Linked DNA regions of Mus musculus: region 1 is linked to region 2. Evidence: chromatin loops called from intact Hi-C (ENCODE). Cell type or tissue: heart. All regions are shown on one strand.

Region 1 (8,000 bases), 56 kb before region 2:
CCTGAGGTTGACATGCATTTCAGATCTCATTTTGAATTTGGAATTCAGAATGGCATCACAGGCACGACTTGTAATTTTTCTGTGTCTCTGGAAAGAGAGTGGCAATGTGAGACAGTGACAGCACGGCAGAGGACTGTGAGGGAAGGCCCTGCGGGGCAGGGGCTGGAGGCAGGGGAATAGCCTTGGTGTACAGGTGGAATGAACAGGGGCATTCCAGTATGTGTCTCTGACTAGCACCATATCTGGGGAACCCAGGGCGTCCTATAGGGTACCCTTGTTAAGGGCAGGTATTACTTCAGTGTTGTGGTATCAGCACCTGCTGAGCTCTGAAGCCCCCAGGACCTGCTGGGGTCCCCTTGTAAATCCCTTTCCCCAGAGACAGCAGCAGGGAATCAGACTGTGCTCCTGTCTCAGGAGCTTTACGGTGAAAAGTTTATTAGAAGGGCGTTTATAAGAAGAGGGGACACGGCTCTTTAACAATGGGGTACAATGCTGTAAGATACAAAAGTTAGAAAAATCTAAAACACTATAAATACATGCTTTTTACAAAGACACTAAAGGCCTGGCTGGCTAAGGAGTGACAAGAACCTCAGCCTCCTAAACAAGAGTCCACACCAGCCCACTTGCCCTGGCAGCAGCAAAGGCTTCTGGGATAAAAGATGGCTCCAATTTCCATTTGAAGTTCCCACTTCCAGTAGGGAGGGCCTGTGGTGCATCAGACATACTGTTGAAGGGACTGGGCTTGACTAGGGCAGCCCGTTTGCACACGCCACCACTTGTTGACTTGTTGGCCCAGTCTACTCTAATGCTTGTGGATCTTGAGCCAAAAAAAGTCACTGCAGCCTCCACCAGTGTCTGGGACTGGCTGTGCCCCAGTTCTTCCAAGTCATTGTCCTCAGGAGAGAGACCTTTACAACTGTCCTAAAGAAATTAAATAGTTAGCCATTTGAATGGCTTTAAGGAATTGTTACATAAATACGAAAGCGGCAGAATGCTAAACATCAGTTCTGTGTTAACACAAGTAGCTGCAGGGACTGTTCAGGGCGATAGCCATGCATCCACATGTTCCCCCGTCTGCAATGCCACATCTTCATGGTTGACCCACATCCTGGTGTGTGGCTTTCTACCCACTGGGAAGGTGCTGTGAAGGCCGTTACTTAAAGGGGCCGGTAATGGAACACAAATGCCACACAAAGACAGGAGGAGCGAGCTCTAACCAGGTTCCTTCTAATGTAAAGCGCTCACGCATCTAGTCACACAGTAAGAATACAGTACAAAGCTAGAGCCTTCTCAGCCTCTCAAGGACTCAGAAATGGCAGCTTGGGGCTAAGAATGAAGTCAGATGTTTGCCTCTGCTCCAGACAACTCAGGCACATGCATGACTGCACAGGCTACTTAAAGAAAACTTTTCTGTGGTTTGAATAAAAACATCAGGCTCTGGAATACATCCCAGCTCTGAGAAGCAAGTTGGGGAAGATGAAGACCACTGCACTCCATAAGCACTGAGGCTTGATGCAATACATTTAGGGGAAAAAAAAAGCACACTCAGGTCAGTGGAGAAGTCTGCCAGCAGCCTTGCCCGCCTTGTGTCCTTCCCAAGAGAGGCCCTGCTCTCCAGTCTAGGCTTTCTTCAAAATGCCAGGTATCTCTACAGTTGGTCTGGAAGGTAGCCAGCTGCCATGGCAGGCCAGCACAGGACTCTAACCCACGTGGCTGGGGCTACCTGAACCAGCAGGAAGGAGGGGCAGCAGAGGAGAAGGGGTAAAGAGCCAACTTCTCAGGAGTGCTGAAGACAAAGGCCTCTGCCTGGGGGTCGGTGTCAGTGGGCACCCAGGGCTGGAACAGCACATGTAGTCAGGCCACACCCACTGCTGCACTGTCATCTTCTCGATCCTCAACTCCTCTTTAAAAGTAGAGATGCTGTTCATACGAAAAGGAGAACTGATTTGGGAGGGCACTTTGATTACACGTACCCAAATGACCTGTGTTCTCCATCATGGTGTGACCTTTCCTAGACTCCAAGCCTTTGACTCTCAGGGATGCCAAGAGTAGACCTGCCTAGAATTTTCTCCTACAGCATTCTCCAGCAACTGGCCAATAACATGAAGGGGTGTACTCCCACTGTGTGCCTCCAGAAGCCGCCATCTGCTCTGAGCAGTGCCGGTTCCCTCTACTTTCCAGTTGCAGCAGAATAGACTGTCCCTAGCCACCTGGAGGATAGCTGGGGAAGGGGCACAGGAAGCCCCTAGGAAACCGGACAGCAAGTGACATAAACCCCTGCTGATAACAGAGGACCATGAATGCTTCCCTAGGAGCCACAGCAGAGCGTTGGTGTGTTCTGACTCAGAGCATGCGTGACAGGCAGCCAGGCAGTTCCGAGGACTCGTGTGTCTGAAGCAGCAGTCCACAGACCATCTCAGGTACGGCACAATGTTCACGCCCATGGTCTGTGCCCTTTCAGAGAACCTGAGGGGTTCAGAATTGTATCAACGGAGACTCACACAGGCATCTGTGTCTCAAGGAGGATCAGCATGCCCAGCTGGAAATATGCCACAGGCTCCTGCAGGAGGGGCACCAGGATGTGCTCCAAGAGTCTGGGGGCATCAGAAGATTTATCACATTGGAGGGTACACTTTCTTCCCCTCTGTAGCAGGACAGGACTTCCATGGGAAATCCATGCAGAAACATGGGCTCGTCTTTTCACAACAGAAGCAGCAGCCAAGAAGCGAGTACCAGTTGCAGGTGGCGATCCTGTGTACCCTGTTCTAAAACAGCCAAGAAAGGGACTTTTTTCCAGTTGAAATAATTTACACTCGTTTTCTCTGTAATTGCCGCTGGGAACAGTGCTCATTACACAGTGTCACAGTTTGCTGTGGCAATCCTTTACCATAGCTAGGTAATCCTACATCCCAGGGTGAAGATGACAGAGCGCTCTGCACCAAGCCTGCAATTTTCCAAGGTGTAAAAAAATTTTAATAGCCCTTTTCATTTGCCCATGTCAGCCTGGGATGTCTTACCTCCTGGTGAATTGGCTTCTATAACTCTCAGCTTCCAAACCTCAGGGCAAGAAGCAGTGGCAGGGTCCATTGTGGTTTTCCAGCCAACATACGTACCCAGGATTGTTTTTTATCAAACAGAGGACATTTCAAAGAGCCTATGCTAGGTGAATTCATTGATGCAACTTGTCTCCATAAACCAACACAGCCTATACATCAGGGTTGTGGTGCCAGCTCCCAGAGATGCATTCATTCGGTGTGGTGCCACCTCACCCAGGACACATACTCCACGAGTGCCCTTGCTGCTTCCTGTGAACACTCTGAGACTGATGTGATATTAGGAACTGTACATCACCTATACGCTGACCTTCAGCGGATCCTTCCAAGGAAGAATGGGTTCTCCCCAGCTCTACCCTCCGGCGTGTTCCCGTCTCTCTGCATCCTAGGGGTAGGGGGGAGTACCTATGTAGGCCATCCAGTTTGACAGGTACACCCTCTCTGAGAGTGGTGGGACAGGGCATGCTCCATTACAACTTCTCCAAAGGTAAACTCCATACTCCAGCCATGGAGAAAGGCACTTTCCTTTTGGACTGTGACATCCCAGACCTCTGTCATTAAACAAGGAGTCAGGTGGCGATACACCACCTGTTAGTTCAAGCCACCAGAACAGAAGCCATCACTTGGCCTTCAGACAGGGGCACGTGTATGTAGCAGACACAGCTGTTCATAAATCCATCCCTGGGGTTTTCTTCTGTGGTCTCAGAAACAGGCTGGTGCCTTAGTTGAGTGGAATCGGTGTTCTTTGACAAGACCAAGTTGGATGGAGTTCTCTTCCAAGGTCATTTTCCCCAAGCCCGCCCTCCCCAACCCGCTCCCTTTACTCCTAGTGTCTCTAAGACACACTGGAACAGCGGATGCTCGGGGAACCCATCTGGGTGAGGACCTTGTCAAGCCACTGCAAGGGTCCATTCAGGTGTAGCTCAATCCAGCAGGGGGTGCTGGTCACTGTCTGTCTCCTGGAAGAAGAGGGAAGAGGTGAGAGATTAAAATGTTGAGGACACACACAAGTTGAGTTACCACACTGCTTTCTGCTACCCCGAGACAGAGATCTCTCTTTGTGCTAGATAGGTAAATAGTGCCTAGAGGTGGTACTAGCAAATGTGGCTGAACCAGACCAGTCCTCCTGGGAGGGCTTTGTGTAAGTCGGGTTCTGCTGGAGGGAGAGGACCTCAAAGATTTAAAGAAGGTCGGTTTCCAGGAACCGGGAGAAGCCCCCATGTAGAACCTCCTGCCTGAGTTAAGGTCTCCCTGGTTCCTAGCTTAGCCACTGGGTAGGTGCCTGCAGCCCCCTTCCAGATTTGGGCCAGCCCCGCAGCTGTCATGACATGCCTGTCTGATGGAGGGCGTTTTACAAAGCACTGACAGGGCCACATGCTTCAAGTCCCAGGGTGCTGCTATAATCCCATCTACGGCTTATTTTGGAAAATATTACCAGCAGAGCTAGCCGGGGAACAATTACTGGAAAAACCAAGGCACACCACACATTTCTTTTCCCTCAAAGCACTTTGTCTAAATTCAGACTGCTTGGTGACGCAGCTCACAGGCAAGCTCCCAGAAGCCTCCACCGAGCAAAGGCTATCTGCTGTGGCGACATACGGGTGCCAGCTGGAGGTGAGGCCTAGGCTGCAGGCCCGCTTACAGCTGCTTTAAAGAACCAGCCTGAAACCTTACTCTGTTTGGCCCACAATGCAGGAGGGCATGGCTGTTCTGGGAAGGGGCCGCACCCGCCACTAGGCTGCCTGCCGTGCTATGCTGCCAGGCGGCAGTGACGCAGTAAGCCGGGTAGGACGGGGTGTGCTGGCAGGGTTTCCTCCGTGGTGATACAGTGCCCTAGAGAGGGGCTTCTGCCAATCTTTGAAGATGGGCGGCCCTGGTGCTGTACCACTTTTGGGGCCATCATCCCGAGGCTAACCCTCCCTCAAGCCTCAAGTGCTTTGCTTGAACAGTTCGGGAGGTTCACAGCCTGGGCCCCCTGCCTGAAGGCAAGCAGGCCTCCCAGTTCTTTTCCTTCGGGGTTTGTGCGTTAAAGAATTAATTTTCTAACCTTTCACTCTGATTCCCTAAATGATCTAAATCCTGGGCTAAAAGGTTGGCTCAGGCATCTGCCCAGCCAGACCTTTGGGCCGGGTCACCACAGCATGGCTGGGAGTTATTCTGCAGTCTGAGCTGTTGGTGACCCTCCCTGGATCTCAGATTCAAAGGCCCAGGGTACTTTGCTCACTGGCACCATGGGGCATCCGTGAAAGAGCAACAGCTCTGAAACCTAGACAGCGAGGTTAGATTTTACAGACCTCCGTCCTCTGCTGAGAATCTGACTTTCCATAAGTCATGCTCATCGGGGTTTCATTACAAACGGTGGCCCGGAGCCAATATTGAAATGGGTTTGGCTGGGGTGCAGAATGACTGCAAAACAAAACCGATTCCAAACATCTGGAAAAATGAAGAGAAGGGGCGAGGAACTTGCAAGGCGCTGGCTGCAGCTGACGTGTGGGTACCTCTGTGCGGCTCCACTCTGGGGGCCAGGGAGGAGGCATGGAGCAGAAGGGCATGTGGCCCTGCCTCCCAGACCTCTCCTGTCCAGCATGGGAAAAGGAGACTGCCTTCTCATTAAACTGAGTCTAGACAGCCTGAGGGGCCTCAACCAAGCAGACCAGGTAGACCTTGCTATTACTGGTGCCATGTTTAAAGTGCTAACTGGCATTCTTTAAATGAAAATATATACATGAATTAGCTGTTCTCTATAAAACACTCAAATCTCCTTCCTTGTCAGGGAAGACAGTCATCCTGAGAATCCATCCCAAGGAAATTGAGGACACAGCAGCCCAGGAGAGGCCAAGTCTGGACCTGTCTTTTCCACCTGACTCTCCATAAGCTTTTAGCCTCCATATCTCTACAAGAATAATGCCAGCGTCCCCACAGTGGGCCTAGAAATGCTGATGGTGCTTGAGAGCTGCTGAGCACTAGACTAAGGCTGTGACGCTATCCTTGGCTGTCATGCCTTGCCTAGAGCTGGCTCCCTCTACCACCACTAAAGGCAGCTTAGGCACTGACCTGTACTCTGCTCCCCAGCCTTTGACGAAGCTCATACGGATGGTGCACATGCGCGTCAGCTGGTAGACAGCCTCAAAGCCCTGGTTGACAGACTGAGCTAGGAGGGCAGCAAATTCCTGGTTGTTGAAGATCTTCAGGTTGCAGCCTGCCAACCATAGACAAGTCAGATAAGCCAATCCCAGGACCACCCGAACAGTTGGATTCACACACCTCAAGTGGCATACTACGGTCCCACCCAGTGGCTATCTGCTCTGAGCTCATCACCATGCAAGGATAGGCCTTCTCTATTACTACACTTGATCTGCACACCCTTAGCAGGGAGATGCATGTGCAAGGGATGCTACAGGCCGGCCTATAGGAGCCACCTCCAGATGCTGGGATGCCAAGAAGGAAGCTTGGAAGTGGGCTCAGGTGATACAGGTATGGCCTGGAGAGGCTGAGGCAGAACCCTAGGCTTCAGAGAGGCAGGGCACCTGAGCTTGGTTTCCAATACCTTGTGTGGTAGCCACCTGGGGACAGGTGCTCCTGCATTGCTACAGTAGCAGGGCATATGGCAATGAGGTGGGCATGGGACCTGCTAACATAGGGATGCTCTGCAGAGGGTCAGAGCACCTTCCACCAGATAGCCCTGTCTCATGCTCGGGCTGGGGAAGATAGCTGGGTCACATGGTAGCCTCCGGATACAGGCTTGGTCTGAGGTGACATTAACAACAAAGTGTATCTAAATTCTCCATAGTATAGCTAGAGACAGGCACTAATAACACTGAAAATAAACCTGTTTGAAGTCTTGCTATCCAAGTGCCAGGATTGCATGACCCAGAAGATAAAGGCCAGAGTCCGTGTCCAGTAGCCGGTGGACTAGCAGAGACCCCATTTGCTGTGTGACTCTGTTCTGCTTCTCTTGACTCACCATCTCCTTTGGGGGTGGGGGAAGCTAGGCTTGGTTATCAGAGCCCTAACAGTCTCTGAGCTAACAGGACACTACCAGGGCCAGTTTAGCCGTCACCAGCTGTGAAGGTGGAGGGGGTAAGGCAGCAAGCTGAGAATATACCACCTAGCTTCCACCTCCACCCCTGCCTGCTCCTGGAGGAGGGAGGTAAAACAAAGCGTGGTCCATAAGCCCCTCTGGGACTGCAGCCTCAGCTGAGCCAACAGACTGAACACCAGGCTAGTCAGCCAGAGTCCTCCATGGCGCAGCCCTGCTTTGGCTTCCTCAAAACTCTGGGTCTTTTGAGAAGCTGCTCACTCTCAGAACTTCTCTCCCTAGCCTTTTCTTAGAGCCACAGGGATCGCTACAGTTGAGTGAACCCAGCGATGTGAATGTGCTTTGTAAATGAAACCACAGAAGCTGCCCAAACAAAGCTCTACTCCCAGCTGAGATTTTCTACAATCTGGCTGGCCCCGCCCACAGCCCACTGTCATCTTCTCAGCAGCAAAACGGTCGAGGAGCTACAATGTGTCCCAGGCAATAGCCGGCTGGACACAGGCCACATACTGTATGAGGAGTGCATTGGCTTTATGCCTTGGGAGTAGGGGAGTTCCAGCCTGGCAGTTCTCAGGGGTCCAGGGGACACCCCCAGAAAGACCTCGGCTCTACAGAATAAACCCAGAACTATCACACTGATCCAAGGCCTGAGCCCAGGATGCCTTTTAAATATCTCCTTGTCTTTTACATGGCTCCCCTATCCAGCACACCCAATGTCCCACCCTCGTCACACTGTCCTTTCCGGTACATGCCCTCGAAAACTTCACCCCACCATCTCCTGACACCTATCACCTCCAGGATACCTTTCCTGATCATCCCACAGGTAGATGGCCTTTCTCGCTATCAAGGCTGTTTGCCGGGGACTAATAGCTCTGGGTGTGTCACAACCACCCTGTGTCCATCTTAAA
Region 2 (8,000 bases):
CACACACACACACACACACACACACACACACACACACACACACACACACGCCAGTGCCACACCACCACTGGAGCCAGCCACACTATCCACAAGCTGAGGGAGATCTATTTCCTGAGGGCCTACTGTGTGCCAGAAATTGCTTAAAGTTTTGAGTGACAGCCATGGATAAGACTGGAAAAAAGTCATCTTTAGGGAGTGGCCATTTAACACAGAATGACAAATTATAGTATTTTCATGGCTGACACAGGTTGACCGTCTGGAGCCCAGAAGTCTGGGGTCCGGACACAGTGTCTTGGATACACCCCACCACTCGAGAGGAAATGAGGGGCAGGAATCACAATTCATGCTCCAATCTCCTGACGTGTAAAGAAGGCTTCAAGAACATCTGGCTTGACACCCCTTGACAAGATGGAACTAAGCTCCCAAAAGGCCTCGAAGGTTACCTGTACTCACTCTAAGGAAGTGACATAAACTCTGACACCAGAGCACCAGCACGCACAGAGCTAAAATGAGGAAAGACGAAACCCAAACAGCAGCCCAGGGACTCGCAGCTGTCCATCAAAGACTGTTTCCCAGGGACGAACGCCCCCACACGCTGGCCCTGCCAAGACAGATAACTCTTAGTCAAGCAAGTTGCTTAACTGGGCCTGTGTGTGGGTTCCCAGGCCGTGGTCCCACCCTGTGGGAACCCAGCATGTGGGGCTCCCACTTAAGTGAGCGGCTGGAATCAATCGCCCCTCGGCCGCAGCTCTTGCCCACAAGTTGCTCTTCTGGTCAACGCGCTTGAGCTGAGCGGTGACCTAAGCCAGCCCAAATCGGCTCGGCAGCAGCCTCTGTCATCCTGCTTCAGTGAGCACAAGGCTCACATTTCAGACCATTTGCTCCCTTGGGCATGGCTCAGAGGACTCAGCTGTCTTTAAAAAAATGCTTTTCATATTTCAAATCAAAAATAAATACCACGCACTCTGGAAGCAAGCCATCACAGATGTCTGCTGAACTATAAAAGTGAAAGGGGCCGAGAAGGCTGAGAAAGTGGTGGGTCATGTTCCCCTGCGCTGACTGCCTCCGTCTACAACGGGATGGAAGAGCAGGACTGAAGCTCAGGTCACAGGCTCGTGTCTGGTGTGACCAATGACAATAAAGGGGGGGGGGCACATATTCGTACTAGTTGAGGAAAGCATGTGCCCTTTGGGCTTATCCAGAAATGCCACCTCACAGAAGGTTCCTGCAAACACAGTGGGAAAAAGAGTAGGTGGCTGGCACAGGAGCTCGTGGGCTCAGGTGCATCTAACAGAAGGGGGGGAGGTCTAGCATCAGGGGCTGGGTCAGCAAGTTGCACAGAGGTGTGCCCAGTTATCCATCCACAGACGTTCACCAAGTTTACTTCTGGTGACTCCTGACTTCCTTTATTCTGCCCTTCTGCCCTCTTGGCTTCCCTAGTAGGTGCCCACAAGAGCATGGTGACATGCATTCTGGGAAATGCTTGGCTAGGTGACTTACACTCAGTTACTGCCACACTGCATTCTCTTCTATGTCAGGGCGGGGGTTTGGGGGTGCTGTGCACATATATGGTATAGCCTCTGACTCCTGAGGCTACAATGAGCAAATCAACCAGAGATTACATCATACACAGGAGAAAATGACAAAGCCAAGAGATGCATAAACACAGGGTATCGGACTCCGTCAGCACAGTGTGGCATCGTCTGTGGGCACCGTTTGGCTCTCCAGTGCACCTCAGTGAAAAAGCTTGTGGTCTGATTTGTAATCATGGCTTGATTGGTGTTTCAGATACTTGCTGGTCTGTGGAAGCCAGCATCCCTGTTCCCAAACCTCACAAATGAGGCTCCAAATCATTAGGAAGTATGTTCTAAAATAATAAAAATATAATAAATATGTAAACCGGTAGAACACTATTATTCTCTGGGTAGGATTGTATGTGCTCTGTTTTTATTCTACAGGCATGAGACTCAGGTGTTTCCACATCTATATCACCTGACATGTGTGTGTGTGCTCGAGAGTGTGCTATGACAGCCATAACATAACCAATGATGGGACTTCTTTTCAGCTCCATTATAATCTTTGAGGACAGCTGTTATGCATACAGCTTCTCCTTAGCCAAACATCATGATGTAGCACACGAGGGTAAATTCACAGTACCTGTGCTTTGCAGTGGTCGACTCCTGGTTTGACTTGTCCCTCAGCTTCTTGCTAGTCAGTGGGAGCCAGCCATCTCAATTTCCAGACTTCCAAGATGAAGTTTCTGGCTCTTTAAGGCCAGGCTTGGGTTCCCACCTTTGTCAAAGTCAGGGTCATCTGGCTACCAGCCTTCCCGGCTGCCCTTGGACGTCTGCCCAGCTCTTCAGATGCCTTCACTTGGGCATACAGTAGTGAGGGGTTCAAGGCCACATGAAAGCTGAAATCATATGCAGAACTTCACACTTTCTATTTCAGCAGACACAGGCAAGGCTCTCAATCTATGGGACCTGCTTGCTGACCGGCATAGCCTATCCAGGGGGTGTGACTGGGTATAAAGGTATCTTACACTCCCAAGGACAGAGAAGTCCCTTTCTTTTCTGGAAATATTCCCAAAATGTACCATCTAATCTCTTCTCAAAGATTTCATTTTCTCTGAAGGTACTAGATTCTTAGATTCTCTCTCCCTTTCCTCTCTCTCTCCTCTCTCTGTCCCCGTCTCTCCTCTCTCCCCTCTCTTCCTCTCGCCCCCTAGTCATTGTGTGTGTGCATACACACACATGTATATACCACACATGTGGTTCCTACTGGTGCATGTGTGTATACATGAGTACATGTATACATGAGTACGTGTATGCACATGTACACATGAGTATGGTGGGAGGCCAGAGGTCAACTCCAAGTGTTGTTACTCAGAAGCGACCCACCTTCTTTTTTAAACAGTTTCTGGGGCTGGAGAGATGGCTCCACAGTTATGAGCAATGGTGTTTTTCCAGAGAACCCAGGTTCAATTCTCAGTAGCTACTTATGACACTCCACAGTCTATATCTATTCCAGGATGTTCCCTTTAGGTATTGTGGGCAACAGACGTGTGTGTGTGTGTGTGTGTGTGTGTGTGTGTTTTAGAAAGGCTATTAGCTGTTGGAGGCCTTCCCTCAGTGGCAGCTGGGTGGCTGACAGCTTTTTGTGTCATTTCATTCACTAATGTTCTCAGCATAGATAAGAGCCTTTGGCCGGCCTCATTGTGGAGACTGAACTCAAGCCCTTATCCTGGGCCTTCACCAATGAAGCAATCTCCCAGCCTAGGGAAATAGATTGTCTGCCCATCTGTTTGTCTGTTTCAGAGACGATCAATCCTCTGTTCCTTGGGCTCAGGATAAAGTGAATGTTTTCCCTGCAGAGATCAACAAGTCTTGAGGCACCTGGCACCCTGGCACTCACTGATCCTGGCTTCATTCATTCATAGGACACGGCCTTTAAACAAAAAAGGTGAGAGCCTAACCAGCACTTCAGCTGTACCTGCAGTACACCTAAAAGCTGGGACAGGGGAGCACACATTCCTCTTTCCCAGGCTTGCTGGACACCAGAGGACATTCCTATCATACCTGTTCTCACGAGTGGTGGGACCTGCTAAGAGTCTGTCCACTCTAGCAGTCCAAGAGTCACCGCAGAAACATACTTAGCCCCATTCTTTAGGGACCTTCAATGTAAGTCCAACCTAATCACCCCAACTTTGGGATTCAGGGGCTAAGCACCTGCTGTGCACCAGATGTGGTGCCAGGACAGGACTGCTGGAATGGGGGAGGGGTGACGGCAGCACTGTCACACAGTTGCCCTGTGATGGGCCTTACAATATGCCAGGAGTGGGGGCTGATCTCTGAAACACATGATTTGGTCCTCAAAACCAATTCATGGGATTTGTCACCTGATTCAGGAATGAAAAAAAAAAAAAAAGATTTGTAGAATGCCAATGTCACAGCTGGCAGTCTTATGGCTTCCTCTTCACAGGGCAGGGTCTGGACAGAGAGCTACCCAACCCCCAAAGCCCTGTTCCCTCCCCAAAACTATCCTGACAGATCCTGGCTTAAAATCGAAGCTAGGAGCTACTCTCTCCATCCACTTACTTCTCTGGGGCTTAGTATTTTTCATCCCAGAACAGCAGATATTTAAGGAGACTTCCTCTGGTTTAGTCATAGATGTTTTAGGGAGACCTAAGGAAATCAGACGTCTTTCTGGTGACCTTAGAAGCTGAATGGACAAGGGCCTGCTGTCCTGCCTCCTTCGTGAATGCTCTCATCAGCATAAGAGAGCCTGAGTATAGCTGCCCCTGACTGAGCAGAGCTGCCCCTGTTCCAGCTCTCCCTCCCCACATACTCTCCCTCCTGCCCCTCTACAGCCCTTCACAGTTTCCAGGAGCTGCCCATCCAGGGCAAGGCAGGGACAAAAGAGAGCAGGGGACTAAAGTGTCCTCAGAGATGATAGGCAGGCTGGTGACTGGGGCCGGAAGTGCCAAGGGCCCTTGCTGGCAGCCAGCCTGCATCACAGGCTGACAGGAAACAGGAGAAGACAGCACTGAGGCCGCGTGGAAATCCCCACCGGGCTCCACGCCGGGGTTGTGACTCAGAGTCCTAGGCAGCCGGAGAGCTACCCTCCCACCCCAGCCCCCCAGGCAGGGTGGAGAAGAGGCCACAGGAAATAGGTCACTGTATCTGTGCACAAAGATGCAGGGGCCTGGCATCCACCAAGCTACAGATGCCAAGATGTGGGGCACTGACGAAGGGCATGGATTCAGGGACCCTGGGTCCCCCTGCAATCCTGAGACGTTCCTTTCTAAAGGGAGAGCTTCAGCAGCCGCCGCAGAGACCCACCCCTCTTTTAAAACCTGCTCTTCAGAGACTCAAGGAGTCCGTGAAGGATGGATCCTACCATCTACCCAGAGGCCAGACAACTCCACTCCACAGAGCTCAGCCCTCTCATTCCCCAGGATGGGCTAGCTGGCTCTTCAGGAGATCCCCCAAGAGACTGCCCAATGCAGTCACCATCCTAAGCAGGGACCTCTACCAGGTCTACCCTTCAGTCACAATGGCCGTGTGTTACAGAGGTCACATCTTTTGCTTCCAAAAAGGAAACAAACAGGATTCAAAAATAGAAACACTTTTTTGTTTAAAGGCCGTGTCCTATGAATGTTATGAGACTCAATGTCAAGGCAGGGGCTTGAGATACAAGAAATTCATCCCTTCTCCGATCCCCTCTGACACCCTAGGGAGCTCCAGGCCCTGGAAAGTGCCCAGTTCCTGACTGTGACATTGACATGATCAATTTCTTTGTCTTTATTTTTCTTCAAGATAGGGTCTCACTACACAGCCCTAGCCGGCCTAGAACTCACTGTGTACACCAAGCTAGCCTTAAACTCACAGAGATCCATCCACCTGCCTCTGCCTCTATCTCTGCCTCCGAAGCGCTTAGAAGAGACACATGTACCATCACACCTATAAAAATAAAACTAAAAGCTCAATATTGGACTGACAAGGTGGCTCAGTGGGTAAGGACACTTGCCCTGACTGTCGTCACCCAGTGGCCTCTAAGTAACGACATTCTTCTGGGTACCCTATGACATCAGCACCATTGCTCTGTCTCTCTGGCCAACCCGGAACTACTTCCACTCTGTCCTCCTGGACCTGACCTCAATCCCCCAAGACTCACAGTGTCTCCCTCATCTTTGACCTCTCCAGGAACTCTACATACATCCACCCAGCACCAGTCCAAGCTCCAAGTGATGGGTGCTGCACACACCTCTGCTGTGCCATGCACATCAGCAGGTATTGCACATGCCTGCACTGAGCCTTGCATATCAGTGCTGGCCTCAGAGAACACAGTAGTGAACTAGAGATAGGCCAGAGCTAACCTGGCAGGAGCCCCGGAGGTACTGCAACACTGGCAACAGGGCTGTGACATAAAGCCTGGCTCATGATGGCAGCACCCAGGCAGTAGGATGCTTGTGACTTTAAGACGATGTGTGCGGTACCCACACATGCAAAGCTGAGAGATCAAAATCTCAGCCAGATGTTGTCTTATTAGTTTGCTCTGAGATGGGGGTCTTATGTACAGAGATGAAGAGGCCCTGGAACCTGGAGACCTCTCACATGTGGTCAAGCTGGCTCTACACCTGGCAGCCAGCTGTTTCACAGCTGTATACCACACCCCACACCAGCTGCCTAGTGAAATGCAACTTGTCTGACCGGAACTCTGTTTGGTGCTTTTTGTGATTGTATTTGATTTCTTTTTCCACCCAAATCTTAGGTGAGCACACCGTGGGTAAGGGCTTGAGTCTGTTAATCCTAGATCTGCATGTCCTCATCATGGGCACTGCTTTGTTGGCAAACACCAAACCCAGAATGGCCATTTCTCAGCCAAAGGTACCTAGAGCCCTTATCTGACGGCGGTAGCGTGTACTGTGGTGAGAAATGACTCCACATGGGCTACACCCCACTGCCATGACCACAGCTGCTAGTGTACAGGGTGCTCTCCACGGTGGTTATGTAGCCAGCACCAGATCCTTGGCAGGAAAGTGTTCAGTACCCCACTGAAGCATGCTGAAGAAGATGTTCCAGAACCTTCCCTGGAAGACCCAAGCATAAATCCCCATCTGTGTACAATGCTCTTTGACACAAGGCTTCCTGTGTCCCAAACTGTCATCAAACTCAGGCATATATGGGCCCAAGGATGACCTTGAACTTCCGACTTTCCTCCTTCCGCCTCCTGAGTGCTGGGATTACAGACATGTGCCACTGTGCTGGACTTATGTGGCATTGGAGATGGACCCAGAGCTTTGTATGTGCTAGGCAGGAACTCTGCCAACCCAGCCTCACCCCTGCCTGCAGGATCACTTAAACAGGGTCCAGTGTATTTCCAGGTCCATGGATACTAATGCCAGATTTCCATAGAGAAAGTTCTCCCCCATGGCTTAGAGAGACCTTCCTTTAGGGACAGGAGATGCAGGCATAGAAACTCAGTCTTCCTCCCTTTCCCTCTCCCACTCTCTCTTTCTCTTCCCTCCCTCCCCCCTTCTCTGTTCCACCTGCTCAAAGCCCACCAGTGTGGCCTAGTGAGTGTGCAGGAAAGATGACATGGTGTGGGCTCAGAGTGCTGCTTGCGGGTGCGCTGTTGGGCCAGCAAGGTGGCTCAGAGGATGAAAGTGTTTTCCATCAAGTCTGAGTACTATCCCTAGGACTTACACGGTAGAAGGACAGGAAGAACCTATACCCACTCAGGTTGACCTCTGGCTTTCACAGATACACCTGCACACATTCACACACAGAGATAAACATAATGAAAAAGGTTGGGGCTTGGTTGGGTGTTTGTTTTTAGTGACAGATGAGCTGGGGAGACAACTCAGCAGTTAACAGCACTGAACTGCTCATGCAGAGGACATAGATTTGGTTCCCAGGACCCATACCAGGTGGCTCACATCCACCTGTACCACCAGCTCCCTAGGATCTGGTGCCCTCTTCTGGCCTCTGCAGGCACTGCATGCACATGATGACCATACCAACTAACAGATACAACACACAAGCACACACACTCACACACACACACACACACACACACATTTATTTTTAATGAATGAGTTGAACTTTTGAAAGCTAGGGTCCTGCTGGTTATCACAGCCAGCACTCTCTGACCTTCACAGTCTTATGTGAGGATAACCGGGGGTCATCACCCCCTGGAGGAGACCAGCATCGAGGAAAAATATCTAGCTTGAAGTCAAAAGATCCAGATCTGTCTGCTGCTGAGCCTTTTGACTGATGAGTGTCTATAAACACTGTGTCCTCAAAATGGACTATTATTTTACCCTGGGACCCCGTTAACCAGCCCAGCCATGGCCCCAGTTCCCAAAGGGTAGGCAGAGATGCATGGAGGAGACAGATGCCCATTTGAGTGGTAGGAGGACCCACGCAGACAGAACTGGGTGTAGTCCAAATTGGCTTCCTGGAGGAGGTGAGCCTGAGGATTCCCAGGGAGTTCAC

What was found. Hi-C counts contacts between places; a loop is a spot of excess contacts. Peaks named below come from ENCODE experiments on the same cell type or tissue, not always from the same donor. Only the 100,000 strongest peaks of a DNase experiment are listed, where the experiment ranks them.
Region 1: it touches region 2 in a loop (2.7-fold over the local background); 11 of 42 quality-filtered maps call a loop at or near these places.

What each region holds. Positions count from the first base shown.
Region 1 is chr9:63,646,374-63,654,373 of GRCm38, forward strand. It overlaps Smad3 (SMAD family member 3), which reads right to left. Exons shown (of 9, transcript NM_016769.4): 8 at 6,108-6,252; 9 at 394-4,012. The coding sequence ends at 3,889. Among named protein-coding and RNA genes, the nearest start is that of Aagab, 48 kb to the left of the region's middle. In heart, a CTCF peak has its summit at 3,982 (motif pointing right); DNase peaks (open chromatin) are centred at 3,978, 4,688, 5,448, 7,532 and 1 weaker place.
Region 2 is chr9:63,701,998-63,709,997 of GRCm38, forward strand. All of the region lies in intron 1 of Smad3 (SMAD family member 3), which reads right to left. Among named protein-coding and RNA genes, the nearest start is that of Gm51710, 26 kb to the right of the region's middle. In heart, a CTCF peak has its summit at 7,460 (motif pointing left); DNase peaks (open chromatin) are centred at 734, 3,124, 4,534 and 5,904; H3K4me3 peaks cover 389 bases; H3K27ac peaks cover 3,610 bases.